Regions from separate parts of the Homo sapiens genome. Here all the other regions are linked to region 2. Evidence: chromatin loops called from intact Hi-C (ENCODE). Cell type or tissue: lower leg skin. All regions are shown on one strand. Each heading gives the region's core, and the rest is flanking DNA. Links, peaks and the distances in the headings are about the cores only.

Region 1 (10,390 bases), core at 2,149-7,148, 360 kb before region 2:
CGGTCTCGCCCTCCCGGAGCCGGGGCAGTGCCCACTTAGAGTCAGTGGGGCATGGCCCGCGGGCGCGAGCGCGCCGCAAGACCGAAGTCGGAGTCTCGAGCACGCCGCAGGTCCTACTCCAAACCCAGTCCCCCAGTCACCGGCTGCGCGGGCTGCCGCGCTCACCTCTCCAAGTGCCGGAGGGCGGCTGACATCACGCCCCCAGTGGACCTTAAAGGCACAGCACTCTGGGTGGATAAGGGTGCGCTCCGCGCGGCTCATCCCAGACACAAAGAGGCAAGGGTCATCAAGTGAAATTCTCTTAGTCCTCCCTTCTCCGGGTTATCCTCTTCCTTGCCAACTTCAGAGCCTCAGCGCCTTTGAACTGAAAGTGCCAGCCGCCCATCCAGAGACGGCAATGCGCGTATCTCCCTGTACTGTGCTGTGCTGACAATGCTGATTCCAATCAGCTGTGGACTCTCTCCCATCCCAACTCTGGGCAGTGATGCCTTTTTGTTCATCTCAGCCATGTCCCACTCAGTACCCCGTGCCTAGAGCAGGCACCTGGTGGTTCAGGGTCATGTCTAACTTTCAGCTACAGCTCTCTAGGGGCCCAGCTCCCTGCCTGGCCCTGGCTCACCCTACACTGTCCGCCCTGGGCCAACAGAAGGCAGAGGTGGTGCTCTGTACCTCAAACTCCCTCTCTGTAGGCAGACCCTACATTCAGCCAGGCCCCAGGCCAGGGGTCCGTGCTCACTGGAGAAGTGGCCTGCTGTGCGGAGAGGCTTTTGATTACAATGAGAGTGTCTTTCCTCCCTTCCTAAGAAGACTCGAAGCCCCCCAGCGTTCTGCTAGTTTCCAGCAGGGACTCAGCTGTGGGTCTCAGCCAAGACACCCCAAGGTTGACAAGAATGGTGAAGGGTATGGTCAGGAGGAAGGGGCCTCTGCTGGGCCTGCTCTTGTCCCACTGGGCATATTCATGTCACGTCATCCAGGTTAATATGAAGCGACAGCCAGCCAGACCTCCTTCTTCCAAAGCAAGACAGAGCCTGACCACCGAAGCTTGATCCTACAAAGGCCTGTCCACTGAGGAGTGGGGACTTGGAGGTGAAGGGACCTTCCTGCAGCATCACTCCCTCCCCTGCCCCGGCACACAGAGAGTGGACCTGTATCGGGAGAGGACAGCCCGGGATGGAGTCGCCGGCCTGGCTAGGGAAGTATTGCAAAGTTCCAGGGAGGAGTGGAAGCATCACACCCCATCCCGGCACCTCAACTTCCTGCTGCTTATGGTGACCCACTCAGTCTTGAGGCTTCAGAGTTGCCATCAGCATCAACCCCAAGCTGTGCCCTGTCATGCCCGGGATATATGCCTAGGGCTGCTATGAGAAATGCAGGTCTCTGAAGAGTGGCCTTTTACTGAGTTCACCATTGGAATGCATCCACAAGTGGAAAGCCTGACAATTCTCAAAACCCACTCCTCTGGAAGACCACCTAAGGGGTGCCAGGCAGTTTGTCATCCCCTCAGTCCTGTGTCAGCACCAATTGAGGAGGTCTTACGTTGGCAGGCAGTGTCCCTGGCAGCCCAGGATGGCCTCCCAGGCCCAGAAAGCTGCTGCTTGAACTACTAACGAGCTGGAGCAGAGCAGGAGTGGGTTGCTTTCCAAAATGAATTACTGTGCTCCATTCCCATATGCATGCCACAAACCTGCCCATGGGGCGCATCACCCAGGGAAGTGAGGGGAGGACCCTAGGTTTACCAGCAACCATGGCCAGGCCTGGAGAATCCCAGACCACAGGGCTATGAGCCCAGGCAGAATGCTGGCTCTGTGGCCAGGATCCAGGCCATCCCTTCTTCCTGGCCTTCGCACTTCAGAGCACCATTTGCAGTGTGCTGCCATTCACATTTGCATTCTACACTCGGGAGAGGGCAGGGCAGCTACTGGCCATTACAGAGAGAAAGAAACTCCACAGAGATCCACTCCCTGCATGACTAGGGCCAGAAAGCAACCCCATTTTCTTTCTCCCTCAGTTCCTTCCCCAATGATGACCTCTCAGAGCACTTTCCTCAGTAGCAGGACATGCAGATGGGCTATGCTGATAGCATTTGTTAACTAGTGGCCCACTCCCCATTTCTTATTTACCCTTTCAGGCCACAGCAATTTCCTGAGCATCAGTCTGTGCTAGTGCCTTGCTTTGGGGAAAGTCTCTGTTTGAGAGGAGACAATCCATCTGAGATGCTACACAGAGGTGGCTGTAAGAGCACTGGAGAGGGAGTCCATCGTTCTACAGGAAGCAATCAGGGAAGGCTCTCCAAACTTGGAGTCTCCTGGCTGCACCTTTAGTCTACACAGCCCCACAGCTCCCACCTCCCCAACCACTCTCTCAGGCAAGCCAACAATCCCCTCCCCATGTCCACCTGCCACACTCGGGCAGCAAAGGCCTGGGTCAGCTGTCCATGCCTGACCTGCTGCAGTGAAGGCGCTGCCCATGCCGCCTGCTCCCCTCTGCTTCCAGATTCCTGCCCTCACCCAGCTTTCCTCCTGCTTCTCCAGCTCTTCTCATCTTCTTCCCTGGTGCCATGGCCCCTTCTCATGCTTAGGTGTGAATTCCTCAGGGCCCCATCTGGACCCTCACCCACCCGTACCTCCCATCTCTCAGCGTATAACCCCCACACCTTGCTTCAGAGTCCAGACATCCCTCTACTCAACACCTCCACCTGGGTGGCTCGGGTCATCTTAGCGCATCCCTCGATGAACTCTCTCTTCCTCCGCCAGTGCCTCTTCAACTTAGAGAAACACACCTCCACCCAGTGGCCACCCAAAACAGAACCTTGGATGCCATCCTCCATTTCTCTCTCCCAAGGTCTTATCCCACCAGCCGCAAAGTCCTGAGTGTCCATCCCCTCAATGACACCCAGCCCTCATTGCTGTCTCCGAATGTGGCTCAGCCCAGCCCTGTGCCACTGCCCTGCCTGGATCACAGTGGACACGGGTTCCTGGGTCCCTCTGCCCCTGTCCTACTGCCCCAGTGAGCTTCTGAAACTTTGAATCTGCTCAGTTTAGTGAACTTTGATGACTTTCTGTGATCTTGAGCATAAATTCCAATTCCCCAGTGTGTTGTGTGTAGCTCAGTAGGACTGGGTCTGGCTGCTTTTCCACTTTGCACCTCAATGTCTCACATTCTGTGCATGTGTGTGACTGCGCACATGCTATTCCCTTGTGGGGAACACCCTCTCCCTCCTCCCCTGGCTAATCCCTGCCCCCTTCTTCTTTAAGACTCAGTTCAGCTGTCACCTCCTGACAGGCCTTTCTTGAAGGCCTTCCTCATCACCCTATGCCACATGGTATCTTCTAGATCTCATCTGTGTTTCCTGAATATTCTGAGCATATCTGTATCTCTGCTGTCAGACTCAGTGGTTGATTGTCTTCCCATCCAGACTGTGAGCCCACTGAGAAGAGGGTACTGCCTCATTCTGCACTGGACCTGCAGAGCCTGGCGCAGGCCTGATGGGCAGTCAGTCACTGCTTAGTCCGCTGGGCCTTAAATGAGGAGACATGGGGAAAAGTCTGAAGGTCCTGCTGGTGGCTGGCAGACAAGGAGGGTGTCTGGATACAAGACAGAGCTGAAGAGGTGGTCACATCATTCCCAGGTGTGAGGACTCCCCCTGGCCTTTCCTGGAGCATCACAGAAGCCCGGCTTCTTTCAGGCCCTCAAAGGTACCAGCCACATTTCCCCCACAGAGCTTTTGCACTGATCACTCCCTCCACCTGCAGCTCCCTCTCCCTGCCCTCCTCATAGCCGACTCCTACCTCCTTCAGATCTATACCAAAGCATCTTCTGCATGAGGAGGCCTCCCCAGGCCCCTCACAGGAGGTCACGACCTGGTTGCCCTCTCTCAAGGCACCCCTGCTTCTTTTTCCAACTCTCACCATGCCGCTCAGTCCTTGTGCAATGCTTGGTTGCTCCAGGAAGATAGATAGGACCCGTCTGACCTATCTGCCACCGTGACATTTTCGGGCTCTGCCACAGAGCAGGCAGACAGCAATTACTCAGGACCGAGTTCAAAGGATTAATGAAACCGGACCACGGGCTTGTGCTGTCTTTCTTCTTTGAGTGTTTGCCCCAGCTGCATCATTCCTGCACTGGCCTCAGACAACGGGAGCTCTGAGCTCCCTCCTTGACTCTGATGGGAAGGAAAAGGAGCACACGATTTTCGAGCTTCTCATTGGGAGCAGGATTTCTTCCTTTGTTGATGGCACTTTGGGAAAGTATGTGCAGAGCATGTGCAGACTGAATCTGGCCCATCACCTGTTCAGCTTGAGGCTGGCAGTCAAGAAGCAGAGGTAAGTGGCTGTGAAGTGAGGGGGTGAAGCAGCTGGCGGGAAAGCTGGGCTGCCTGGGCTCTGGTCCTAGTGCTGCTGCTGCCTCTCTGGGCATCTTGGGAAAGTCCAGGCCTTAATTCTTCCTCTATTTTTTGGAAGGTAAGGACGATCTCCTCTTAGGTGGTGTCTGCAGAAGTCTGAAATTCTTGGCCACGGGGATATCAGCTGCGGAGGTCTCATCAAGATGCGCCAGGAGAGGGCGCTGCTGCGCAGCGCTTGAGGCTCTCGGGCGGAAAAGACAAGCGTGGCTGCTCATTCTGGATAGTTTCCTGGCCCGGTTTGCCTGGCACTGGCTGGCAGACAGCCACACTCAGTATATGTGTGGGCCGTGGAGGAGATGCTGGCCCAGGAGGCTCAGAGGGGAGTCTGAGGTGCCAGAGCAAACCTCGGAGAAGCTTGATGAGAACCCATCTAAGGTGTTTGAGTACTGTGTGCTTGGATGGGAGGCGACACCCCAATCTCTGTACCTGTGTAGATCTATCGAAGCCTTGAATGTCCCAGGCTTTCTTCCACCTCAGGGCTCCGAGCTGGCCCAGTGCTGCATGCTCCGTTTACACCATCTTGTTGAATTCTCTGACGCAAGTTCTCCTTGGGTAGGTGAGAAGAATGAGGTCCAGAGAGGTCAAGCAGTTTCTCTAAAGCCACACAGCAGTCAGTGGAGGATGATGAAGTCACACCTGCTGTTTGACTCCAGGGTCCATGCTATTAAAAAAAGTGCTGCCTCCTAGCCAAGACTCGGGAAGTAGAAGTGACTTTCCCAAAGACCCTTGCCCCCACCCCCACCCCTCTGCATAAATGCCCTAACTTTTCTGCCTCAGTTTCTCCACTATCAGTGTGATGGTACTAACACTGTCCAACTGTGCCATATTCATAGGACTCCTGCAACAGTTTAATCAGGGGGAAAACATCCCTTCCCCAATACCATCCCAGTGCCCTGGGCTGCCCTCTATCCTTTCTTTCCTGACAAGGTCCTGTGGGTCCACAGAAGTCTGAAATTCTGGGCCGCGGCGATATCAGCTTGAAAATCATATGTGCTTCTTTCCATCAGAGTCAACCTGCGGGTTGAGGCTGGCTCTGCGGACATCTGAGAATAGGAAATGCTGCTGTCCGCCTGACTGAAGGCCAGGCAGGTCAGTGGACCAGGCAGCCCAGGTTGGAGAGGTTTGGAATCAAGGGGTTTCTGTAGGAGTGTAGGAGGAGACCCTGCTGCGTGCTGCTGTCAAGGTCCCATCTGAAAGCCTGGCTGAGCACCTGCTATATGCTAAACTCCCTGGGACTCAGAGGAGTTTGAGTGCTGACAGTGACAGAAGAGCCAGTGTTTGGGGACAGCCTACTCCATCTTCTGCCATGTGGCATTCTCCTCTATCATGCAGTCATCAAACATCAGCTGCTGGGCTGGGGGAGACCCATAAATCTCACATCAGGCCTGACCTCAAATAGAGGCCAGGACCATAGGAAATTTGGAGGGCAGAACCCAGAAGTCTCGGGAAGGAGCAGCATTTGAGCTGGAACTAAAAAGACAAGCTAAGTTGTGAGCAGTGGAGAAGTGTGCAGAGGCAGAGGGAACTGCCTGAGTAGTGCCAGGTGGGAGAATGCAAGGGGAGTCGGGAAGAGTTTTGCTCACCCAAAGCCCCCATGGCTGTAGGAGGGGCAGCTGGAAGGCTTGGAGTTTGGCTCCTGAGGACCCTGAATGCCAAGGAAAGGGGCTAGGCCATGATTCTGTGGGCAGTGGCGTCTACAGGCTAGAGGCAGTCCTCAGTCCTGCTGCTGCTCTGCGAGTGGATGAAAGGCCCATCTCTGGGGCTAGCTGTATCTCACCTGGATGAACCTCCATAGCCCATGCTGAGGCTGGCTCAGGCTCCTTGCAACCAGCATTTTTCTCTGCAGGGAACTGGTGGGCTTGCCCTTGGGAAGTTGAGGCCTGTGCCTGTCCAGCTCCTCAGAAGGGCTATGATCCTCCTCAGCACCTGAGAGCAGGCAGTTCAGCCTCCCCCAGCAGGAGCTCACTGGGTCATTTAATCCACTGCACCTGGACATCCTCCTCTGTAAGATGGGGGTGATAACTGTACCTCACTCAAGCTGCACTTAACACACTCAGTGAGTCAATGCATGTCAAGTACTCTGCACCATGACTGGCACGCAGTAACACACCCAGCAAGTCAAATCTCTCCATCGTTATGACCTGTGTGTCCTGAGTGTTCACGTCTGTGTTAGCACATGGACAGCTCCCAGCCAAGGCCGGCAGGTGGGCCAGAAGCAAACTGCCCTTCCAGCTGAGCCAGCCCCTTATCTGGGATCTCTTTTGCACCAAATCTTTCCTGCAAACTACTCCCTTAGAGAGCTCTGCAGCATGGGAAACCTCTGGCGGGTCTCTTCATCCCCATGAGCAGGGGAGGTACCTCCAGCTCGCCAAGGGGTTGCTGACAGGCTACTGCAGGGCTCTCGGCCCTCCTTGGGTTCTGGATGGCACACACATGGGAAGAGAGGAGGGGACATGGCTCGGACCCTGCTTGGGCTGCACAAGGAGAGAGTGGCCCCAGTTTGTACCATAGACATAGATACCTCCCAACCTGTCTGTTCCTTTGGGGGCAGTGAGGGCCCACAGATGCCAGCTCCTCGATGAGGCCCCAAACTAAAATGACAAGCTAAGTTGTGAGCAGTGGAGAAGGGCACAGAGGCAGAGGGTTGGATACCTCCCAACCTGTCTGTTCCTTTGGGGGCAGTGAGGGCCCACAGATGCCAGCTCCTCGATGAGGCCCCAAACTAAAATGACAAGCTAAGTTGTGAGCAGTGGAGAAGGGCACAGAGGCAGAGGGAACCTCCTGAGCAGCACCAGTTGGGAGAATGCAAGGGGAGTCGGGAAGAGTTTTCCAGCCTTATGGAAAATAAAGGGAACAGTCCTATTGCCTCACCCCAAGAACAAAGACGAGTTTTCCTGGCAAGGGTACCTTTATTTCTTCATACTCCCATCATACTCCAAATCCCAAATCCCCAAACCCAATGGGAAGTCATAGGAGTGCCTTGGAAATAGTAAAAAATAGATTTTCTAAAAAGAATTTCTTTGATGTAACTCTAGTGTGACCGATTGATTTCTCTCTCTTTCTTAAAGTCCTCATCCTCAGGAAGCATGTGAGCAGGTGAGGGCATTCCAGACAAGCAGCCATCGGGTGGAGGAGCAGGGATCCAGTGGTCAGAGGTGTGTGAGTGTCAAAGCAAACAAAGAACCTACACCCGGGGAGGAGACACAAAACCAGCGCCACGGGACAGAGAGGCTGTGAACTTGGGACATGCCAGTGTGGCTGGCACTAAAGGATTTTCAAACAGGAATCAGCATCTAAGTGTCTGGTCCCGGGGTAGGTGGGATGAGCATATACTCTCAAAATCCCAGTGTGATTCAGCCACTCACCAGGTGAGCCTGGGGTTGGAAGTTGGGCTGGAGCACCAGAAAACAGGTCCACAAGGTCCAAGGAGGTAGGGCCTAGCAGACACATGCAGAGTCACCATCCTTACCTGCTCTACCCAAGGGCAGGGGCAGGGGAAGGAAAGGTGCAGAGGCAATGAGGAAAAAGAGAGAGCAAGATGGGTCTAGGGGAGCACGTGGCTCATTTCTTGCTATGCATAGACCCACTGAGGAAGAATGTAGTGAGGAGGTGCTTAAGTACTTGGCCCGAGGTCAGACAGAGCTGGTGTGAATCCCAGCTCCACAGTTCCCGGCTGTCTGCTAGCTGTGTGAGCTCGGGCACCCTATGTAACATCTCTTAGCCTGTTTACTCAGCTGTAGAATGGAGATGACACCAGTGTCTACAACCCATGATTATGGAGATGATCTCTGTAAAGTGCCTAGTACAAAGTAAATGCTTAATAAATGGAAGCTGCAAGTATTACTCCAAAGCATCCAATTAGTGCACCAGCGCCAAGGTGCACGATTTATTTACAAAACCAGCTTCTGGGTGTCTGCACCCTTCAGTTGTTCAGGTGGCTCCTGCTTCCTCTGTCTGAGCTTGGGTCAGGCTACAAAAGGAATGGTCTGAGGTCAGAGTGCTGGACAAGATGGACACTTCTCTCCAAAGCCACTTTTGGTGTGGCTGTTCAATTCTCATGTGGCAGTTTTTCCAGCTAGGAGAACAGGAAGGTGGCAGCGTGGGGCGGGATGGGTCTCTTCCTGGGGGTGGAGTGGCTGAACATGGGGCACAGGCTGAGTTTCTCCCCTCTGCTGCTTGAGGAGAAAGGCAAACCCTAGGCCTGCGGAGTGGGACACCTCATGCTGGCAGGGAGCAGCCTGGTGGGCTGAGAGGGGCTGGGAGAATCTGCCAAGGGTTGGGTTCTTCCTGCTGGCTCTGCTGGGTAAGGGGGGTAGGATGCCCCTCATCCATGGTCATGGGCACTGAGACAGAGAGAATACAGGCCTGAGTGCCAGGGTCCCAGGCCAGCTCTGGTCCCAGGGCAAACTGACTGACCTCTGGGAGCCTCCCCGCAATCACCTTCATCCCTCGACAGTCAGTGGGTGCTGGGGGCCTGCTCTCCAGTGGTTTCTGTTGCAGTCAGCTCCGGCTTCCCCGTGGTGTGACTGCACCAGCCCTGGGCAGCCCCTGAGGGCCCCTGGCTCCCAGATGGAAAGGCAGGAGGCCCAGGGCTAGTGTGTAACCCCTCCTCAGGGGTTCTGTAGTAATGCACAAATCCTGAGGCATAAAGACCATGGTCCCTGGAGAGAGGGGCATCCCGGTCACTGTCACGGGGGAACTCTGCCGAGACCTGCAGGACGGGGCAGCAGGCCAGTGAGTGTGGGGACCCAGAGATGAGGTCCTAGTGTGCCGAGGCAGCCTGGGTATGAAGGAACAGGAAGGTCAGCCCGATGCAAGCCCCCCTCCCAGGTTCAGGCCCAGATACCCGGGACCAGCCTGTGCCTGCAACACCACAGTGGCAGTCCCAGAAAAGGACAGGCCCATGTCTGCTCTACAGCCCAGGAAGCACTCAGCAATGTCACTCACCCATCCAAGGGCACCCTGCTGGGAGGGGTGTGTCTGGGATTAAAACCCACCGGCCTTGCCTCCTCTGTCTCTGCAGTCATGGGCCACAGTGCCCAGCTGCATGGTGGTGATTAGGAATGTTATAGACCACAAGCTTCGGGTCAAATCCCAGGTTTGCTACTTGCTAGCTATGTGCCCTTGGCCAAGTCACTTAACTTCTCTGAGACTCGTTTTCTCATTCATAAAATGGGAATAATAGTACGGCTTGTTTTATAGGATTACTATTAGGATTAAATGAGATGATGCTAATGAAACATTTGTCTGAGAGCCTAGCAAGTCATAAGGACCAAATAAATGTTTCTGTGAGCTCACCATCCTGCTGAGCACTTTAGGTACGTGGTTGTATGTAATTCTCACAATGGCTTTATTGTTGCTGCTGCTGTTCTCTCTTTTATAAGGAAACCACGTTCCCCAGGCCGCTCTCCTAGCAGGTGGTCAAGCTGGGCTTGAACAGGACAGTCTTCCTGCAGTGTCTGTGCTCCCAACCAGTGACACCTTGCTCCAAGGGCCGCAGCAGCCCTGAGAGGGGCCTGTCCAGGGGCCTGTTAGAGTCTGGGCCCCAGGACAGAGAGGTTTGAAGGATGCGGGGGCCTAGTGCTGCTCCCCCCACCCTCTATGGCCTCCTCAACTCACAGAGCATTCGTCCCTGACTGTTGTCCTGCAGAAGCAGCCAGCCCGTGCCTCCTTCTCAGTGGGCAGATCTTGGGAGCCCCTGTGTGACCAGCCAGGAAGGGCCAGGCTGGGCAAACTCTCCTCCTCAGAGCGGTAGTAAGGGAAGAACCCACTGAGCAGTTCTGAGTCCTCCTGGAGCGGTGTCTTGGGCTGCAGGACCAACCCCTCCTCTTCCAGGAGGCACCCATAGGTGCAGAAGAAAGGCAGGTACTCCAAGGCCACCTGGGCCCTATGTGAAAGGTGGAGGGAGCTTAGGGGCTTCTTGTCCCTTGAACTGGTGGCCTGCTGTTGGGAGGACAAGGGTCCTGGGTCATCCTCCTCTAGGAGGCT
Region 2 (10,390 bases), core at 3,027-8,026:
GCGGTGGCGTGATCTCTGCTCACTGCAACCTCCGCCTCCTGGGTTCAAGCGATTCTCCTGCCTCAGCTTCCCGAGTAGCTGGGACTACAGGCGCCAGCCACCATGCCTGGCTAATTTTTGTATTTTTAGTAGAGACAGGGTTTCGCCATGTTGGCCAGGATTGTCTCGATCACTTGACCTTGTGATCTGCCCACCTTGGCCTCCCAAAGTGCTGGGATCACAGGCGTGAGCCACCGCGCCTGACCAGGACATTCTTTAACATAACTTTAGCACTATGATCAAAATCAGGCAATTCAACAGTGACACAATGCTATCATCTCACACCTGGTCCATAGTCAAGATTATCCCACTATCCTGGTCATGTCCTTCACAGCTGCTTCTCCCAGGCCAGAATCTCATTCAGAATCCTGCATTGCTGGGTTCTGCACACCTATCTCCTATCTCCCACTCTGTTGTTTTGGCAATGAAATTATTTTCTGTCATCTCTTTTCTCTCCTTTCACTTGGATTAGTTCTTCAGCCTTTCTTTGTTTTTCATGACCTTGACATTTTGGGGGAAGTACAGGCCAATTATTTTGTATAATGTCCCTCAAAATGACTTTTCTGTTCTTTCCCCATAATGACATTCAGGTTATATGTTTTGGCAGGAATACCAAAGAAGTGATGTGTATCCTATCAGAAGGTGCTTGATGCTGAATTGTTCCACGTTGGGGATGTTAATTTTGATCATTTAGTTAAGGTAGAGTCTGCCGGGACTCTCCACTGTGAAGCTACTATTTTTCCTTTGTAACTAATAAGTGAAAAGGTATTTTGAGACCATAAATATCCTGATCCTCATCAAACTTTCACCCATTAGTTTGAGCATTTATTGATGATTTTGCCTGAATCAAGAATTGGTTTTGCAAATATTATTATTTAATAACTTAATGTTTGCAAAATGGTGATTTTTGAATTCCATCATTCCTTCTGCATTTGTTAGTTGGCATTTTACTATACAGAAATGCTTTTCCTTCTATTCATGGATTAATTGTTAATTTATTTATGCCAGTTTAGACTCATAGATTCTTCTTTTATTCGACCGGGTTACAATACTATCATTTATTTGATGTTTAAATTGTTCCAGATGCAGCTTGTGGGAGCCTCTTCAAGCTGGTTTTCTTGTCCTTTCATGCCTCCATCCTTTTTTGCATACTCCCTTATTCTCTGACGTAACAAGACGCTGCAGGCTCATCTTGTACTTTTCCTGTCTCAGCCCTGAAATCAGACAGCCTACAAGGAACCCTGGTTCTTTTTATTCGTCAATGGTATTTAGAAACTGAAATCTGAGTAAGTGTGCTCATTGCTACTGTGGTTTTATTGTTTCTAGACCATTTCATTATACAGAACTAGGAAATATATGTATTATATATGTACATATACGTGTGTGTATATATATATATATCTATCTCTGTGTGTGTGTGCATATCTCCAATCTTCCAGCTCCAATTCAACGCCATAGAATTATTGCAAACCTTCCTCAGTTCACTATTTGTGACTTTAATACATTCATTCATTTGCTCAATCTTACAATACACAGTATATGGCTATACCCATAACACTGTGAAGGCACTCTTTCTATGTAGAGTTCAATATTGGTGTGCAGCTTTCTTTGCCTTTACACTGGGGGTATGTAGTCAAAAGTATTGGGTCCAACAGTTACTTGGCTTTCCTTTTCTCCCTTTAGTATAGTTATTCTGTTCCTTGGAAGTACAAATTAGGTTTATTTGCTTCTGTTTGTATTTCATTTTGATGTTTTCCCCCTCCTAGTTGATTTAAAGGAGGCTGTACCCTTAATCACTAACTGTTGTTATAATTCTTGTTCAGCTGTGGGTCCAGGTAGTACAGGACTCACACACTGCCCACACATTGCCCATACTACCTGCACCCACATCTGAACAAGAATTATAACAACAGTTAGTGGCTAAGGGTTGTTGTAGAATTTTTTCCTAATCCTACAATATCACATATGTTCATCCTGATTTACAATTCTGGGAGACCTTCCTAACCATCCATTCCAAATGTAGCTGCCACAGACCCTCTTCTCTTCTTCCAAACTGGAGTCCTACTTCCTCACTTCCTGGCCTCTGCCCACATGTTCCTCGACTCAGACATCTCCACTATGTCCTCTTAGGTGCCAAACCCTTCAAGGCCCACCCAAGTTCCACCTCCTCCAAGATGCTTTTGAGACCCTTAGGAGAACCAGACCCCAGCTCAACATGGTTAGGATCATAGGCTGGGCCCAAGGAGGTGGGGGGAGCCCCTGTGAATGAAATACCAAGTGGCCCTGGGTCATGTCCAGGCCCTAAGGTGCAACCCAAGTGGCTCCTATGACTGTGGATGTTCTGCTGTGCTTTGGCTTCTTTGAGGGGAGACTCAGAGGCAGGAAGTTCCTGTGAAACTCATACACTTAATCAAGTTTTCCTACTATGTGAATGGAGCCTGCGGGAAAGTGGACCCACTGGCAGAGCCCTGATATTAGGAACTGGAGCAAACCAGTTCAGTTCCTCTGTGGAAAGTCCATCCCGGAGGGTGGGAGGCAGTGGGCTCTGGGATGTAGGGAATCTGAAGGCTAGGTTTGGGGCAGAATCTCCCTCCCTGCCCACACATACACACCCCCAAGTCCAGATACTTGTGCTCTCAGCAGCCCTGGGCAGCCCCCCATCAGGACACATGCCCTCTGCAGAACCCCATATGGAGAACACAACCCAGAAGAGGGGAACTTAGAGTTAGATGTCAAATAGCATCACCCCATAGTTCCACCAGTAGCCCCATCACAGAGGTCCTTCTTGTTTCTTAGCCCCCACCTTGGTTCCCAGGACTTTGGTCAAGCCTTGGAGGATTCCCACTCTCCCTTTGCCTGGGCTATGAAGCATGCAGTCCTCGTGGTGCTGACCGCCATCAGGGGCTCATGAGGGGTAGGCGCAGTTTGAGTTTTTAATATCTTGCCACTGGGTGCTCCTCCCTGGTCCACTGGCAGCCTCCATCCACTCCAGGTCCCTCCAGACACACACCCTCCTTGGATCCATGGCCCACAGGATGCATCTCTAATGCCCCATCAGCCCACCATGGCCTGTCAGTGTTGCAGAGACCAGCAGATGCTGCTGAGCCCTGAAGGATATAGTTTGGCATTCCAGGCAGTCTGTTTCCACTTGGGGACAGTGAGTGAAATTTAGCTCTTATTACTCAGACACTCCTCCCTCTGCATGCACATCTAATGAGGCAGTGTGTACCCCTGGACACACAAGCTGTTAAACTGCAGACAGGCTGCAGCTTTCCAGTGAGAGTGGATTTCAAGGGTGTATTTTTATAAGGAAGAAATGACATAAGCGTCCCCCTTTGTTATTTAAATTTCATGAAAATCAACTATAGATGGTGTGTAATTGAGCACAGAATAGGGCCCAGAATATATTCTGAAATAACGGGAGCCCTTTTATCAGGTTATATATGAAAAAAAATAGTCAAAGAAAAGCAAAATCTCCATGCAAAATAATGAACTATTTGAAGGAAGAAAAAAAAGAAAAAGGGGATGAAGTGCGCCTAGGAGAGTATTCAAGCAGCCGGTGTTTTTTTCTTGAGAAGTTTCTTGGGAGCGGAGTTTAGAGATGGGGTGGGTTGCAGTCATCATTGGTTGACCTGGGCTCAGAATCAGGCCGTACACATTACTTCAACCAGAAACCAGGCCAACGACATTGCAGGAGTCTTCCAAGGTGGATGACCCTATGTGAGGCCCAGAAGCACTGCAGGTCCTAAGAGGAGGCCTCCTACTGACCCTCCTCCCCACCCTACCCTCTGCACTTTCTGTCCTGTGGTCCCCGGAGGCCATGAGCCTGGGTAGCCAGGCACTCTGTTGGGAAATGAGAGCCGATCTGGGGGCTTGAGTCGGGTGGAGCCTGGTGGCGCCTGTGCTCAGGAGCTGGCCTGACTCCGGGCGGGTGTTCGCTTGCTGCTGTGGAAGGCTTCTTTGCACTGATATGTTCACAAGCGGCCCACAACAGGCCCCCTCTCTATCACCAGCAAAGGAGGGGCCTGACCCTGGTCTTCTCCACGCACCCTACTCCATGTGCTCACAGCTCAGCTTCTCCTGATGGGTCACTCATCTCATGCCTGAGATTTGCCTTCTCTGAACCTCCATTATCCCATATGCCTAACGAGGACGAGAACATCTCTGGAAAGGGTTGCTGTGAGGACAGCGTAGGAGACAGCGCTCAGCGTTCAGGCTCAGTAAGGTGCCAGCCACCTGATCGGTACTGAATGCAGACAGCACCTCCCTCTTTCTGGCAACCCCACCCCCCTCCACTCATTCCCTGCCGCCCCTGCTTCCTCTGGGGGCTCCCTGCAGCTGGAGCTCCCTGCAGAGGCCCGGGCCAGCCCTGACGCCTGGCTGCGGTGGACGCCCTCAGAGCTAGGGCACCCATCTTCCAGAGAAGGTGCCCAGGCTGAGCTTCGTCGTTAAACTCCGCAGAGCCTAGAGGTGCAACCGGAAAGAACAAGTCCCCTGGAAACGACCCCGCTGCTGCCATCGCCACTGCTGGTGCTGCTGCTACGGCAGGCCCTGGCTCTCCATGCAGTCTCCAGAATGCCCTCATCTACTCCCATTCATTTCTTGAGCACCACCTGTGTGCTTGGTCGTGCCTGGTCGTCTGAGGCACAGCCCTGCGGCAACGCTAACTCTAGCCTTCTTCCCAGGAGGCGCAAGTTTAGAAATCTTCCAGAAGGCGCAGTTTAGAAATCAAGTGCTCTCCGGTCCTAATTGCGGTCACACTGAGTTGCAGTGGCCCTGCGATGGCCTTGTATATCCTCTCCCAGGAAGGCTGAACACCCAGCACACAGGACAGACCCTGGTACTCAGCAGGTGCTGCATAAGCGTCTGTTAAATGCAGGACTGGAGCAGTGCAGAAACAGCTCTTACTCTGAAATCGCAGGCGCTTCCCGGGGAGTCCCGCACCGGCGCAGACGGCGGATCCAGGGCGTGGAGGGGGCCGGGGAACGGGTTCAGAGTGCCATCTACCGGCAGTTCGTCGGACTGGCAGGAAAGGCCTTGGCCCTGCGGCGGGATGGAGCCCCCCAGACTGCGCTGTTTGCTACGCTGCTCCGGATCCATTCACTCTCCAACCGCTCTGCAATCACTTCGCAATCACCAGTAAACTTTGCCGCCTACTTGAGAAGAGAAAGGTAGGGCCCAGGAGTAATTAGCAAGTCCTGAATTGTGCTGAGAATATCCAGGAAGGGGGCTTGTCTTTCACCAGCTTCTCCTGCGGAAGGGATTTCCCCCAAATTCTCTTTATTGGGAGGCTTTGAGCAGGAGCCAATGACTGCAGTTCCTGCAGAACCGGGGCAAGGGCCTGCTCCCTGGGGGACCGGCAGGGGCTGGGGTTAGTCAGACCCAGTGGACATACCAACTCTGCCACTTACCAGCTGTGTGACTGAGAGCAAGTTACTCTCTGCGCCTTAGCTTCCCCATCTGTAAAACAAGCCCCATGATAGTACCCCATGGTAGGATAGTTATGAGGATGTAAGCCAGATGTAACCCAGATGCCAGACACCCACTGTTCCCGAGGGTCTGGCTGCCCTTTAGTGTCCGATAGCAGAAGAGACCCAGCCTTCATCCTCCTTGGTCATCGTATGGCCAACTTTCATCCAGCTCCCCTCCCTCTGTGCCCTGGGAATCAACAGGTTGAGCTTGCCCACCCTGGCGATACCAGCTTGTGGCTGGTATTCCCTCATCTCACCTCCTGACTCAAGCTCCCCACTCTCCTTATCTCGGGTGATCTCTCGACATCTCATAACAAGTTTTCCCAGGCCCCACTGCTCCCCACAATGCTTCGGCTCACACGTGGTCAAGACTGCTGCTACATCTTAAAGCAAAGTAGGACCAGACCTGACTGGGATAATACTAGGAGAGAACAACAGAGCATGATGGAAACCTGCAAACTAGCTCCTGGGTGCGGCTAGGCTCAAAGTCCTGAAACCACAGCCCACAAAGGGGTCAGCATCCCCTCGAAGAGGGACTGCCCCAACCATATGGCCCTCTCCTCCAACAACACACTCCTCCAGCTTTCTGAGACTCTGTAAGGAAACTCGCTTCCTTTCTATTTCTGCAATTCCTCACATTTCTGCCCTGAGTGAAGACAACCTTTGCTGTGATTCTACAAAACAAAACTCTCAGTATTTTTCTTTTGCTGCCTGGAACCTCTGCATCCCAGAGCTGCAGCTTGGCTTTTTCTATGTAAAATCAAATGCCCTGTTAATTTTTTTCCCTTTTTCAAAACACAAAGAATAGGCTGCTCTCAAAGATGCCTCCTACAGAAACTAAAAGTCTAATGGGCCAGGCTCATGTGTGTGATCCCAGAACTTTGGGAGGCTGAGGCAGGAAGAGGATCACTTGAGGCCAGAAGTTCGAGATCAACCTTGCAACATAGGTTGGTCTCTACAAAAAAAAATAGAAACAAAAACTAGTCAGGTGTGATGATGTGTGCCTGCGGTCTCAGCTACTGAGAAGGCTGAGGTGGAAGGATGGCTTGAGCCCCAGAGGTCAAGGCTACAGTGAGCTGTGATCACGCCACTGCACTCCAGCCTGGGCAACAGAGTGAGACTGTGTCTCAAAAAAATAAAGTAAAATAAAAATAAAATGACAACGGTTGACATTGATTTTCTGATTCCTAGTCCACGATCCTGTGTAAGCTGTGTGCCTGTTTATCCCTTCACCAGTTCCCAACAACACTGTGAGGCAGTCACCATTTTGTCTGCATTTTTTAGAGGAGGAAAATAAGTATACGAAGGTTATGGGGGTCCCCCACATTCACATAGTTAAGTGTCTGTCTCCAGATTCAAACCCAGGCAATCTGGCTTCTTAAAGCTTCACCTTTAGCTTAAAGGTAAAAGCACAGGATCTGAGATTTCAAAAATGCTGGAGTCCCATCTTGGCTAGAACACCCTGTTACAAATGTGGGTGTTGAGTTTTCGCAGCATGGCTGGAGCACGGGAGGCGCCCAGCGAAAGGGGCACCTGGGGCCAGCAAAGCCTGTAGCCAGGCAATAGTGCACCAGAGAGGCAGCCTCCCATTCCACCCCTACCTCTCTAAGGGGTGATCTCTGAGTAAGGGGCATCTGTTAGCCTTGCCCCATCTCAGGCACCATCCTCAGTGGCTCACATCCCACGACAGCCGACATCCTTCAACAGCTCCTTTATTGTCTTGGAATAGAATCCAAACCCTCTACCAGAATCTAAAAGGCCCTGCAAGGACTATCTAACCCCACCTGGTTTCCAGCCATCTCTCTGTTACTGCTCTTCCCTTCGCTTGCAGGCAGTTCCCTGTCTAACCAAGGCTGCTGCTTCAGGGCATTTGCACTCAGGACCTCTCGGCCTGCTGCCTTACTCCCTTCAGCCTCTGATGAACCAGAATCTCCCCAGGGGGGGTTTCTGAATGCACAGTCATCCCCCACCGCAGCTACATGCTCACCATTCCTATTCGTTTCCTCCTTCCTTTCCAGACTGTCTCTAGAATGCAAGCTTCCTGAAGGAAGGCTTGCCAAACGTGATAGGCTTAGTAGTGGCCCCAAAGACACACCCACTTCCTAAACCCTGGAACCTGTGACTGTCACCTCATGTGGCAAAAGATGGGATCAAATTAAGGATCTTGAGATGGGGAGATTTCCCTAGATTATCTGGATTGACCCTAAATACAACGACAGTATCCTCATCACAGGAAGGTGGTGGGAGATTTCACACTCGGAGAAGAAGGCCACATGAAGATGGAGCAGAGAGATTTGCCCCAATAGAGAGACCCTGAGCACTCCAGTCTGTCTGGAACTAACACCAGCCACCCAGGCTATCTGCCCCATGCCCCAACTCACGTGTAGACTTTGGCTCCTTCATGGTGATTTCTGTTATTTGGTTCTGCGGGGGCTCATGTCCTAAGGAAAAAATTACATTTTGGCTAACTAGGGTTTACCACACCTCACAAAAGGATTGCAAACTCAAAGGCTTACAGGAGCCTAGAACATAAAATAAATATATACGAAACAGGACTGGGGGAACTGAGGCAAACTGGGATGGAGCGCCAAGCGTCTGCACCAGCAGACGAGTGCCCTGCAGGAACCCGAGCCCAGGCCAGCCTCATCTCCTGACTTTTCAGCTGAAGCTGCAAAAATTGAGGGTTTTATTTCCAGGCTTCCAATTTTAAAATGTTGACAACTTGGACAAAATGTATACAATACCACACTGTGTGGCCCATAGTAGCTGCTAGTTTCTTCTTTGCGGACAGGGACCCACTGAGGCAGAAGGCACCAAATCCAGGTGGCTCCTAGCTTGATTGGGGTGCCTGTCCTGAACATTAGGACCACTTTCCCTGCAGGATCCATGGGGGAATTCGATTCTCCCAAGTGAAAACATCAGAATTCAGTTGAATTCCGATGCAGCTGCACGTCTGCAACAAACACTTCCAACAAATAATAGAGTTGTGACATTCATCATTCCAACAATGAGAACAAATACCAGAATTGAATAAAAAGTTGTGTCCTTGATTTTCCTGGGTGCTGTTGTTGGAAGGCGGGGGTGGGGGGCACCTCAGCTCCTATCTAAAAAATCATCCAGGCCAAGCAGTTGTCAATTAAAGACTGAGAAAGGGAGGAGGGAAAGGCAGCCCTACTCACATCTCGCAGGGCAGCTCTCCACCTGAGCTGAGGTGGGCAGAGTTAATTCCTCCAAGAGCCTTCAGCCTTGAAGAGGTGACATGGAGGTAGCTCTAGCCCTGCAGGGGGAGCAACTATGCCGAGTCCCTGAGAGCTGCCTGAGGGTGGGGACAGCTGTCCCCACCGAGCGTCGCGTCCTCTGAAAACACACAAGCAGGCAATTTCCTGTGCACAAAAGTTGCCCAACAGTGCCCCCTAGCACTCATAATGACATACCTTCTTAGAGTAGGGCCTGGGAGGTTTTAGAAAGTTATCTGAGAGAAGAGACTAGGGAAAAATCTGGTTCTCCAAGTCATACTTGCCAACAACATTTGGGTGTGTTGGGGTTGGCGAGCAGGAGTGGGTAGGGGATGGGGGGGAAAGGAAGGCAGATTAAGGGTGGCATTTATCAAGCACTGGCCCTAGCATTCGTGCCAGGGTTCCCTGTTTCCAGGAGGACCAGATCATGGCTTACACTGAAGACACATTAAGGCTTGCCAAGGTTGAGCTGAGAGCCCCCAGGCTTGATTTAAAGGTGTTGGAGGCATTCCATGGTCTGTGGCAATCCCATCAGCAGTAGAACTTACCTGCAAATGGCTGAGCCACGATGGCCCTGAGCCTCAGTTAGAACCTCTGCAGCTCTACAAGCCACTTCTTACTGCAGATGGGCCCATAGGAAAGTATGTGCCCATCCCATGCCATGGCCAGCCAATTGCAGGCAGACAGCTAAAGGCCAAACACCAATGACAGGTTCTGAGGTAGGTTCCCAACACGTACACAGCAGACACCCTTCAGGTAAATGGCCAACAAAAAGAAACAGCCAAAGTCACTAAGTGAACCACTGGGTGACAAGTTGCCCAGGCCCAGTTGGTGATTTATGGCTCATGAGGTGATGCAGTCCCAGGGAGCTTCTGGAAAACTACTTGGAGAGAGCTCTGTAGGCAGGATTGCTCATTTTCTCATCACTTTTCCATTTTCATGATATAGATCCCCCCTGGGGCAGAGGGAGGAGGAAAATGCTTTTTATATTATGGTAGTGGCCATGTGGAAAAGACATATTTCCCTCAACATTCGATTCCGAATGAAAACGCACGTTTGTAAAGCATATGTGAAACATGTCATGCACGAAAGGTATGAAATATTTATTGTCATGGCTTGGGTTCGTTTTGTGAAATATCACAGGACAGGGAGAAAACTGTTAAAAGTGAGAAACTGCTGGGGAGAATGGGAGCTGCTGGCCTTAAGGATACCTTCACAAAGCAAGGCAGCAGACAGTGCTGGGAACAGAGTGGGGTGGCTGGAATATAGATTCATGTGTGCTTGTACTCGCATCAAGACTCTCTGGAAGGATACACAGGACACCATTACAGCAGTTACCTGTGGGGAGGAGTGTGAGAGAGACTTTCCTCTCTACTTTTTATTTTGAAAAAAAAAAAAAAAAGTGAACTATGTGAATATGTTACCTTTTCAAAATGGGATATAAAAATAAAACAAAGCTTTTCATTTTGGAAGGCTCAATCATTGAAGAGAACTAAAACATTCAGAGCATATTTTGATGTAAAAATTTTAAAAATCTCAAAAACTAAATTTCCTCCCTCTAGCCATCCCTTTCTGTGTATCCAAAGGTTGTCCATCAGCTATGCTCCAATTGCTGCTTATCTGCTTCTCCAGCTCCCAGTCCTC
Region 3 (10,390 bases), core at 3,039-8,038, 86 kb before region 2:
CCATTTTACAGATTAGGACACCCAACAAGTCAGTGACACACCAGCCTACAAAGCTAAGTAAAGATCCATCCTCTCTCCACTGCAGCAGGCAGCCTCCCCAGCACCCAGCAAGCGCCACCCCTGGAGGGTTGAGTCTGTGGTGTGTGTCTGAGCACTGGGAATGGAGGGGGCTGGGATGGTGTACCCCATGCGGCTCCTAGGGTCCCAAGATTCCAAACAGCAGCAGCACAGCTGGTGAGAGACAGTAGCCTAGTGCCCCTCTAATTGTCCCTCTTTGTGGTGTTCAGTTAAGGACTCAGAAGAAACCAATCTTTGTATCTTTTCATGGTTAAAATTCTACATAGAACTGAAACCTGAAAGCAGCCACCAAGCCAGTCTTTGTTGGGTTTCTAGGCAGTAAGGACGCTGCATCTCAACACTTAGCACTCTGAGAGAAAGGGACTCGGTGATTCAAAGGGGAACTCAACAAGAGCCTTTTTCTCCCAAGTCCTGGCAATTTCCGACTCACTTTTAATCCCCGGAAAAAACGTTGGATCCATTTTCTCCTCCACATCGCATGGTTGTTCCTTTGAGTTCAGAAACTGTTGGCAGAAGATTTTCATGAGTAATTGAGCAGTTCCCATTTTCTACCCCATTCTAGTAGAATCAGCCGGTTTTTTTAGAACACCAAAAGGCTCATTTTTGGAAAAATTCAATACACTCAGAAAGTTTTTTTAAATTCAAGTGCCTGGAAATCAAAGAAATCGACGCGTTGTAGTTTCACAAACAAGCCTCAACTGCAGTCCTCAAAAATAAGGTGAAAGGCAGTGATATGGTTTGGCTGTGTACTCACCCAAATCTCATCTTGAATTGTAGTTCCCATAATCCTCACGTGTTGTGGGAGGGACCTGGTGGGAGGTAATTAAATCACGGGGGTGGGTTTTTCCCTTGCTGTTCTCATGATAGTGGGTAGGTCTCATGAGATCTGATGGTTTTGTAAGGGGCAGTTCCCCTGCACATACTCTCTTGCCTGCTGCCATATAAGACGTGCCTTTGATCCTCCTTCACCTTCCTCCATGATTGTGAGGCCTCCCTAGCCATGCGGAACTGTGAGCCCATTAAACCTCTTTTTCTGTACAAATTACCCCTCCTCAGGTATGTCTTTATTAGCAGCTTGAGAAGAGACTAATACAGGCAGGTTTCTGAAGAAGCCACTCAGTGGAAGTGAGTTTAATATACTTGTCCTAAAAGAGCATATTTATCCCAAAAGTCCATTCTCCAGATATGCTCTCCCAGATAGGAAAGGGAGTGTTTCCAGCTCAATGAAGAATAAGCAGCTTCTAAAAGCAAAGATCTCTTGCTTTCTCTGGGCCTGGAATTCCTCTCTGGGCCAATCATCATCATGTCATCATCATCATCATCATCAAAACTATCATTTCTAGAGCTGCTAAAATATGCCAGACCCAGCCTGAAATATGTGACTATTTCATGAAACCCTCCAGCTTTCCAGATAATAGGAATACTTGTCCCTATTCTGCAGATGAGGAACCTAAGGCTCTGAGGCTCTGAAGAACCACATATCTAACAGGTGGCAAAGTAAGGAGTCAAGCCAAAGCTGCCAGGCTCCAGATGAATTCTCTTTGCCCCAACATCCGGCACCCCTACTCTTCTCCAAAGCATGGGCTCAGCTAGTGAGAAGATCTATGAGTCTGTAGGTCAGACTGATGTTGAGGTAGGAAATGTTCCTCCTCCTCTTCAAGAAGCTTTCAGTTGACCCACCCAGATGGGCTGCTCCCAAATAAATGTCCTCTGACCAATTTCCCCAGATAAAATGGAACTCCACACTCTATTCTTTATTATTCCAGTCACCTACTGATTGTACACAAAAACCCAGCTGGGGAATCCTGAGATCCAAAAGTAATGTTGGTCCAGGCATTCTTTAGGATAGTTTGACACAATGTATTATCATTTAAAATGCCCATTTCTAGCATCCTACAAAATACCTGACCAGTACTCCTCAAAACTGTCACAGTCATCAAAAACAGAGAAAGCCAGAAACTTCGACAGCCAAGAGGAGCCTGAGGAGACATGATGACTAAACACAATGTGGTTCCAGGATGGGATCCTGGAACGGAAAAGTGACATTAGTGACAACTAAAGAAATTGGAATAACTATGGAGTTTGGTTAATAATAATGTCTCAGCTGGGCATGGTGGCTCACACCTGTAATCCCAGCACTTTGGGAGGCCAAGGCGGGCGGATCACCTGAGGTCAGGAGTTTGAGACCAGTCTGGCCAACATGGCAAAACCCTGTCTCTACTAAAACTACAAAAATTAGCTAGGCATGGTGGCAGGTGCCTGTAATCTCAGCTACTTGGGAGGCTGAGGCACGAGAATCGCTTGAACCCAGGAGGCAGAGGTTGCAGTGAGCCGAGATCTCGCCACTGCATTCCAGCCTGGGTGACAGAGCAAGACTCCACCTCAAAAATAATAACAATAATAATAATAATGTCTTTGTATTGATTAATTATAACAAATGTGCCATGCTAAAGTAAAAAGTTAATAAGGCCAGGCACGGTGGCTCATGCCTGTAATCCCAGCACTTTGGGAGGCTGAGACAGGTGGATCAACTGAGGTCATGAGTTTGAAACCAGCCTGGCCAACATAGTGAAACCCCATCTCTACTAAAAATACAACAATTAACTGGGTATGGTGGCGGGCACCTGTAATCCAGCTACTTGGGAGGCTGAGGCAGGAGTAGCTGGATTACAGGCTTGAACCCGGGAGGCAGTGGTTGCAGTGAGCCAAGATCACGCCATTGCACTCCGGCCTGGGTGACAAAGTGAGACTCTGCCTCAAAAATAAATAAATTAAGAATTTAAAAAGCACCCACAATTCTGTGCACATTCTAGCACATATATTTCTGGAGGAGCCCCCGAGTAACTGGTTGCCTCCAGGGAAGACAGCTGAAGTCAGCAGAGGGAGACTTTCTTTTCTGGAACTCCTGGGCTCAAGCAGTCCTCTCACCTTGGGCTCCCAAAGTGTTGGGACTACAGGCGTGAGCCACTGCACTTGGCCTTTCTTTTAATTATACTTCTTTTGATATGTCTGATTTTTATTCCTGTGCTTATACTTCTTTTTTAAAAGGAAGCAGGTCTTTTTTAATAGCAATAATTTTCTTTCTTTACATATTTAGAGTATCTGCTAAGTACAGAGTTCTCCATTTGGTGGGATACAATAACTGACTGCCATATTTACACGACTTCAGGGAGCAACATTTGCCAAAAAAAAAAAAAAAAAAAAAAAAACAAAACTGCCTCGTGGAATCATGCAATGCAGCAATCCATTGAGGAAAATACCAAAGCCACCTCAACACAAAGAGAAACTCACACTAGGAGAAATTGTAGACTTGGGAGCTGGACACTGCCCCAGATCGGCTCTGAGAATGAGGCACCCACTTCAAGCTTCAGTTTACGGAAGGAAGGACAGAAAGAAGAAAGGAAACCCCTGCTAACTTGGCAGGGCAGAAGGGGTCTGGTTTGAGTGTCAAGAAGAGATTTCCCTTCAAGGCAGAGATTCTACAATCCCCATCAAGGAACAGGGGCGAGGGAGGGTGGTGAGCTGCCCTCTGGGCACTTTTCTTTCCAAGTCTTTTGCACCCACCTCCCAACCCTCCCCGTCTGGAAAAGGCTTCCGGGAATGAAGAGGAGCCCTTGGGAGGCAGGCATTGAGCTCCACCTCGTGGCTGCTCAAACAGCTCCCTGGAAGTGGCAAATGATTTCCAGAGTGAATGCAGGGCTTGGAAATGCTCCAAATAAAGACGTTACCTAAAAGTTCATGGGACACCTTCACTTCCTCCTCCATCACTCCTTTTCAGTGCTGTGCCAGGTGAGGAAGTTTAGCCCAAGTCCCATCTGGGATCATAGCTGCATATCAACTTCTAGAAGCTCCCCAGCAGCTGGGCCCACTGGTTGGGAGAGAGCCCATCAATGGCCCTCAGACAACAGCCATGCCCATCTGCTGAGGTCCTCAAGAGGACAAAATGCCAAAGCAAAATGTCACATCTCTGGTCTACATGAAATAAATAAATGATTTGAACTCCTGCAAAACTAATGAGATTTTGCCACAGGATCTCTGAGATTTTGTCAGGCTCTTAAAAAATATTAATTCATAATATAATATGGTGTGGTCTAGAAACAGAGATGTATGATACCTGGCTTCTCTCCAGCCTGTTATTTTTATTTATACACTAAATCCCTGGAGATAATGTTAAAGTTTCAATTGCAGCCCATCCTTGCTGCATCTCCTATCCTCCCTTTATGGAGCACTTACTGAGTAATCGGCAGGACACTTGCACAGATACAGAGTTCCAACTCATTCTCACCAGATGTGTTAGCAAACTCATCTCGAGGCTAAGGGGAGAGAGACTGACCGGGATCAGCTGAGCTAGAGGACTTGGCCTCTGCACCTGCCACCATAGAACCAAGGATGCCTCTTACAAAGGCAAGGCTGGGGAGGGCCCTGTCCACCCACCTCCTAGTGACTCAGATGAAGACACTGAGGTCCTGAAGGGGCAAAGTCACAGCCTAGAACGCCCTCCCTCCCCAGCCCCCTGTCTAATACTCTCTCCATGAAGCCACACTGTCTCTAGCTAAGGCTCAGAGGGAGGTCATTCTTACTGTAACAGAAAGAGGGGGAGGCCACACCCACCAGAATATCATTGGACCCCATTCTCTGAGAAGTGTCATAAGCTTTCCAAAGTGTTCAACACGAAGGCTGTAGAGACCAAATTCTGGAAGGCCTCCAGCAGGTCACCTTGCCCAACCCTCTCATTTCACAAATAGGTAAACGCAGCCTAGTTATAAGAGCTGGGGAGCAGGGGCAATAGCCAAGGAGGCTCCCCCCATCATGCTTTATGTCATGACAGGAAGCTGAGTTTCATGGAAACTGAGGCATGGTCCCAACCCCATTCTCTGCACCCAAAGTGCAGTGCCATAGCTGCTCATATGGACAGACCAGGCTAGGCCTGAGACAGTGGCAGATAATGGAGGCAGGGTATAGGCAGAAGATCAGGGGACCTTACCAACTACACTGTGACCTCTCCCCCTGTAAAATAAGCAGCAAAAGCCACCTCTTTGGAATTGAGGTGGAGAGAAACTGGCTGTGTTGTTGCTTTTTCAATACACCTTGGAGACTTTTCCATATCAACGCATAAAGAGCCTGCTCATTTTTTACATACTTTATTCTCCCACACCTCTACTGATGGACACATGGGCCATTCCCAACTTTTATATTTCAAATAACATTGCAGCAAATAGCTTGTACATACATCATTTCACAGGTGTGCAGAAATACCATTTTGCTTTTCCAAGTCCTTGCTTGCTCAGGTTTTGCCTCTTTGATGGAGCCTCTCTAAGCTTCTCAGGCCAATCCAGGTCCCTCACTTCTTCCGCTCTCCTTCAGTTTATTTTCACAGATCTTTAGGCACCCACAAGAAAGGACAGAAATGGGCGGCCCAGGCTCCAACTCACACCTTTCGGTTCTGCGCGGCAGAGCTGTGCTTCCAAGTTCTCCTGCATTCCCCTCACCTCTCATCCCACTTCTCTTCCCACAGTCTTATACATACAGCCCAGTGCTGTGGGTCCTGTACCCAATGGATGATTAATAAACACTTCATGGGTGACAGATCAATGCCAAGTTGTTGTGCGGCCATATCTTATTCAACCAACAGGTGGCGTTGTTCTCCACCTCTGGACAGCTAAGGCCGCTAGCTCTGCTGGATGCCGCCTCCTGAGAGAGCAAACTCCTGAGGGTGGGATGTGGCTTCAATGATGACTTTTGTTCGTGTGATTGTCCACACAGCTTTCTACACAATCCCTCCAACAGCCCAAGGTCCTCACTGCAATTTTCTTTGGTATCACCCTCTTCCGTCCCATTCCATTGAGCAGGTGTGTGGCAGTTTGTATTGCCCTATATACGGGGAGACAGAATCGGAGACAGAATCGCCTAGTGGTTATGAACTTGGCCTCTTGAATCAAACTTATGTTCCAAACTCGATGCCACCACTCAATGGCCTCTAGCAACTGACTCCACCTGTCTGAGCTTCCATTGCCCTCAGCACAATAAGGAGTGTAACAGCACACACCTTGTGGAGTTGGTGTGAGGAGGAAATGAGACGCTGTGTGCAACATCTGCACAGCGCTAGGCACATGGTAAGTGCTCAGCAGACACTTGTTCTTGTCCATGTTATGTGGCTATGCATAGTCTGTTCAAAATTGTCTCTGCATCCTGCTCCTGTGCTCCTGAAAGCTATTTTTTTTTTTTTTTTTTTGGAGATGGAGTCTCACTCCGTCACCCAGGCTGGAGTGCAGTGGCGCGATCTCAGCTCACTGCAACTTCCACCTCCCAGGTTCAAGTGATTCTCATGCCTCAGCCTCCCAACTAGCTGAGATTACAGGCGCCCACTACGATGCCGGGCTAATTTTTGTATTTTTAGTACAGACGGGTTTTCACTATGTTGGCCAGGCTGGTCTTGAACTCCTGACCTCAGGTGATCTGCCCACCTCAGCCTCCCAAAGTGCTGGGATTCAAGGCAAGGCTTTCTTAATACCCACTGGTCCTCCACAGTTCTTCCCACACTAGAAGCTCGTTCCTGCTCCAGAGTCTGCACCTGCTAGTGCCCGGCCTGGAATGCTCTCCCTCTAGCTTACCCCATGGCTGGCTCCTTCTCATCCTTCAAGGTCTCAGCTTCAAGTCATCTCAGAGTTCTTCCCTGCCACCCCAGCTGCGGTAGGTCTCTCCTGATTTTCCCCACAATGTCACCCTGTACATTTAGCACTTGCTGCCACCTGCTGTGATCAGAAGTGTGTATTTATGTGACTGGGGTCTGTTTTCTCATGGGAATGTGAGCTCCATGACAGCAGCTCCATGAAGTTTTCTCCAGTTTCCCAGCACCTCACATGGTGACCCCGGCCCCTGGGAGGCGCATCAGTGGCTGGCGGGTGTCAGGTGAGTGCATGGCCATGTGTAAGCAGAGCTGCATCTCGTTCACTGGCTCCTTGGCATGCTCCTGTTTTCCTCCTGTCCCCAGGCCAACCACCACCTCTCTGATGGCAGGAGTGGAGTCTTTTCCCACCAGCCCTCAGCTGACCCACCACCAGTGCTCACGGGGAAGAGCCAGGACTTAGAGTGCTGGGGAGCAACTCAGAGGGCTGCTGAGGACTTAGAATGGGGCCAGAGCTCCTCACACTCCCCCACCCCAAGTATACCTCAGGGTGCTTCCTGGGAATGATGGAGGTGCGCTCACAAGTGGCTTTCCTTAAAGCCAGTTCCAGGCCTCTTGCTGCTGATGCTGTGACCCAGGTGTGCCCCGCACTCAGCCACTGCTCTGTGCCCTCTCACTCTGAGGAGGCCCTCCTCTTCCCTGGCCCTGGTGAGCATTCTGATGTGGACTGGAAACCCTGTTCATGTCTTTTCCTACATTGTGAGAAGCTGCTTGCATGGCTGTTTTTCACAATGAAAAGACATATTTACTCTGGCAAGTGCAGAGGGTTCCTCTGAGCACACACAATATGATTCAGAGACTCCCATGGGTGCATGCTTGACACAAAATCACCCTATGGAAGTCAGGTCTTCCATATTCTGTCCACCAAGTCAGAAAACATCCTCATGCCCCATGTTCACTTTGGACACACCCCACTTAGAAGCACATAGCTTCACAAATGTGGAGCAAATCACTCACACAGGCTTCATTCTCCCCTTCAGACAGATTTGACTGGAGCTTCCCAGCTTCCATATGTCATGGCAGGGCAGTCACTTTATCATTTAAAACACGTTAGATCCATGTCCACATTCAACGACAAAACATACTGAGCACCTCTTACGTGGCAAAAGTTGTTCTAGACATTGGGAACATGAGGTAATAAGCTAAACAAGGTACTGCCACCATGTGGAATTCTCAGTTTAGTAGAAGAGGCAGACAAGGAACAGGTAAACAAATATATAAACTGCTCCCAGCTGACTTGCTAGTGGAGGCAGTGTGATGCGATGGGGGTGACTGCTGGGGCCAGAAGGGTGGCTTTGGCCAGGATCAGGAGGGCTTCTGAGGCCAGACCTGGAGACTGAGAAGGAGCAATACAGGGAGCACTCCAGGCAGGAGGAAGCACGAGTGCAAAGCCCCGGGGAGTGTGAAAAACGCAGAGAAGGCCAGTGTGCTGGAGCTCAGAGGGCAAAGGGGGAGGACCTGGAGATGAGGCTGAGATACCACCTCCCTCCCAGGTCAGCAGGGGTCAGGTAATCCAGAGCCTTGTTAATCACACTTAAAATGAAGACACAGAGGTATTCTAAGTGTAATGAAAAACTTTTGAAGGGTTTTAGGTGGGGAATTTAAGTGATCTTTTACCCAGAAAAAGTTGATTAAACAGCATGGCAATGAATGAATAAAAGAACTGAATGAACAACTTCTGAATCTATAAACATATGCTACCTAGGGTCTCTTGGTGCCAAGGTCATGCTGAGTTCTGCAGGAACATAGAGACAAGAAGCTCAGGACAGCCCACAAACTCTAGAACCATGAATGCCACACCAAACCGAATGTTCCCTCCACTGCTTAGAGAAACTGCCCATTTAGTTCTCTGGGCCCCTCATAAACTCGACCCCCTGTGTGGGTAGGGAAAACAGATTGGAGAGCAGATAGTTTAATATCACACATGGAGCTGCCTCCCCAAGATCTCAGCTGAAGGCAGTGCTGCTCCCAGGATCCTGGAGATCTCTAGCTGGTCTCCAAGTCCCTGGAGGATGCCTTTATACCCCTCCACCTCCCACCCTCATCATCTCTTTTTGACATTCAGAAGATGAGGCTCAAAAAGGGATTTTTTCCAGGTAGCAGAGGGAACCCAGACCTCCCAATTCTCACCAAGATAACAGGAACAGAGACCAGCTCCAAACACAGCAATGTCCCCTGTGTGCCCATAGTCAGGGCCCTTCCCCACAAGAGCAGCCAACCCGCAGACAAGCACAGACCTTCTCCACCTTCCCCACAGAGCCCTACCCACCTCCACAGCTGAGGACTGCCCTCCCTCACAGAGTGGGACTACGGCTTCCATCCCCACGGCCCCAGCACCTTGCTGGAGCTGGCCACAGAGCAGGTGTTTACATAATGGGGCAGAAGGAGGATGGTGAATGGTGAAGATCATGGGCACTGAAGCCAGAGAGCCCTGAGTTCCATCCCGGGCTCTGCTGCCTGCTGGCCCTATGACCTTGGACATGAGTCTTAACTTCCTCAAGCCTCAGTCTCCCCATATTTTAAAGGCAGACAAAATACACCAGTCACAGGTTTGTGTCTGGATTTAATATAATCCACATACTGAGGGCTTAGCTGAGTGTCTCCCTCACAAAACTAGTTTACAAATGGTTTTATACAAATCTGAATGGTGATGCTGATGATGGAGTCAGGAAGTCAAGCAGGACTGACACTGGCACTCCTGGTGCTCATGCAAACAGGCACCTGGGACATATTTGTTAAAGCCAGAAAGAAGGAAGACTGGGATGTTCTAGAAAGATTCCTGCTTTTCTAAACAAAGTTTTCTGCGTAGCCCTCAAATTAGCAGAAAATCTGGTCCTGCTAGGTTCCCAGCACTCTCACCCCACCCTGTGCCAAACCCTAAGAGAGCCACCTCCCAGATCCCACTCCAGGACACCTCTCTGGGTGGTAGCAGGTGTTGCGGTGAGCAGCTTGTGGTTTTGAGAGCTGGTATTGTCACCGTGACAACTCCCCACTTCTCTCTCCCTCAGTGTCCAGAGAAGAGGCTGGAGGCGTCTGAGGGAGCAGAAAGAGTATCATGTGGCCAGGGCTTTGGCACAGCTTGGTGACAACTAACTGTGGCCATGGGAGTGATCCGCAGCAGCAAAGGCGTGGCCAGGGTTTCTATCTGCCCTTGCCTGACGCCCACCAGCAGCAGGGGTAATTAGGGACCTCTCCTCCACAGATTACGGTGCCTCCATTTCCCATCCCACTCCACTTTTATCTCCTAAAGTCACACAACCACAGAATGGGTGAATGAACACCCACCCAGCAAGCCCTCTTCTAGCCAAGTGCTGAGCACCCATCACAGAGGGCCTGGGGCTGCTGGTGCCAACTTGTGGGCCAACTCTCAGGTTATAGGAGGTGGAGTAATCCTGGAGAAGTGGTGCAATCCAACACCCCATGCCCTTCTCTTCTCCCCTTAAGGTGAGGAAGAGCTATGTATGTGCACGCATGTATCCATGCATGTCAGCACCCATGCAGGCATGAACACCTGGTGCCCATGCACAAATCCATTCCCTCCACAAATATCCCTTGAGCGTCAACTATACTCAAAGGATATGAATGATGATGGTGATGATGATGAAGTCAAGAAGAGGGACTGACACT

The links. A loop is a pair of places that touch in the nucleus more often than their neighbours do. Peaks named below come from ENCODE experiments on the same cell type or tissue, not always from the same donor. Only the 100,000 strongest peaks of a DNase experiment are listed, where the experiment ranks them.
Region 1: it touches region 2 in a loop (3.0-fold over the local background); 51 of 110 quality-filtered maps call a loop at or near these places.
Region 3: a loop joins it to region 2, with 10 times the contacts of the local background. A loop is called at or near these places in 108 of 110 quality-filtered maps.

Annotation. Positions count from the first base shown.
Region 1 is chr5:135,824,448-135,834,837 of GRCh38, reverse strand. It overlaps SLC25A48 (solute carrier family 25 member 48), which reads right to left and starts at 175. Exons shown (of 8, transcript NM_001349336.2): 1 at 1-175. It overlaps LOC107986453 (a long non-coding RNA gene), which reads right to left. Exons shown (of 4, transcript NR_171171.1): 2 at 10,022-10,390; 3 at 8,843-9,113; 4 at 8,256-8,372. RefSeq lists an enhancer at 709-1,210. In lower leg skin, for the core only: CTCF peaks have their summits at 4,334 and 4,539 (motif pointing right); DNase peaks (open chromatin) are centred at 4,577 and 5,500.
Region 2 is chr5:135,460,939-135,471,328 of GRCh38, reverse strand. No RefSeq gene overlaps it. Among named protein-coding and RNA genes, the nearest start is that of TIFAB, 14 kb to the right of the region's middle. RefSeq lists an enhancer at 4,764-4,813 and a silencer at 5,014-5,153. In lower leg skin, for the core only: no CTCF peak of the experiment used is centred there; a DNase peak (open chromatin) is centred at 4,998.
Region 3 is chr5:135,547,351-135,557,740 of GRCh38, reverse strand. No RefSeq gene overlaps it. Among named protein-coding and RNA genes, the nearest start is that of NEUROG1, 17 kb to the right of the region's middle. In lower leg skin, for the core only: a CTCF peak has its summit at 5,699 (motif pointing right); no DNase peak of the experiment used is centred there.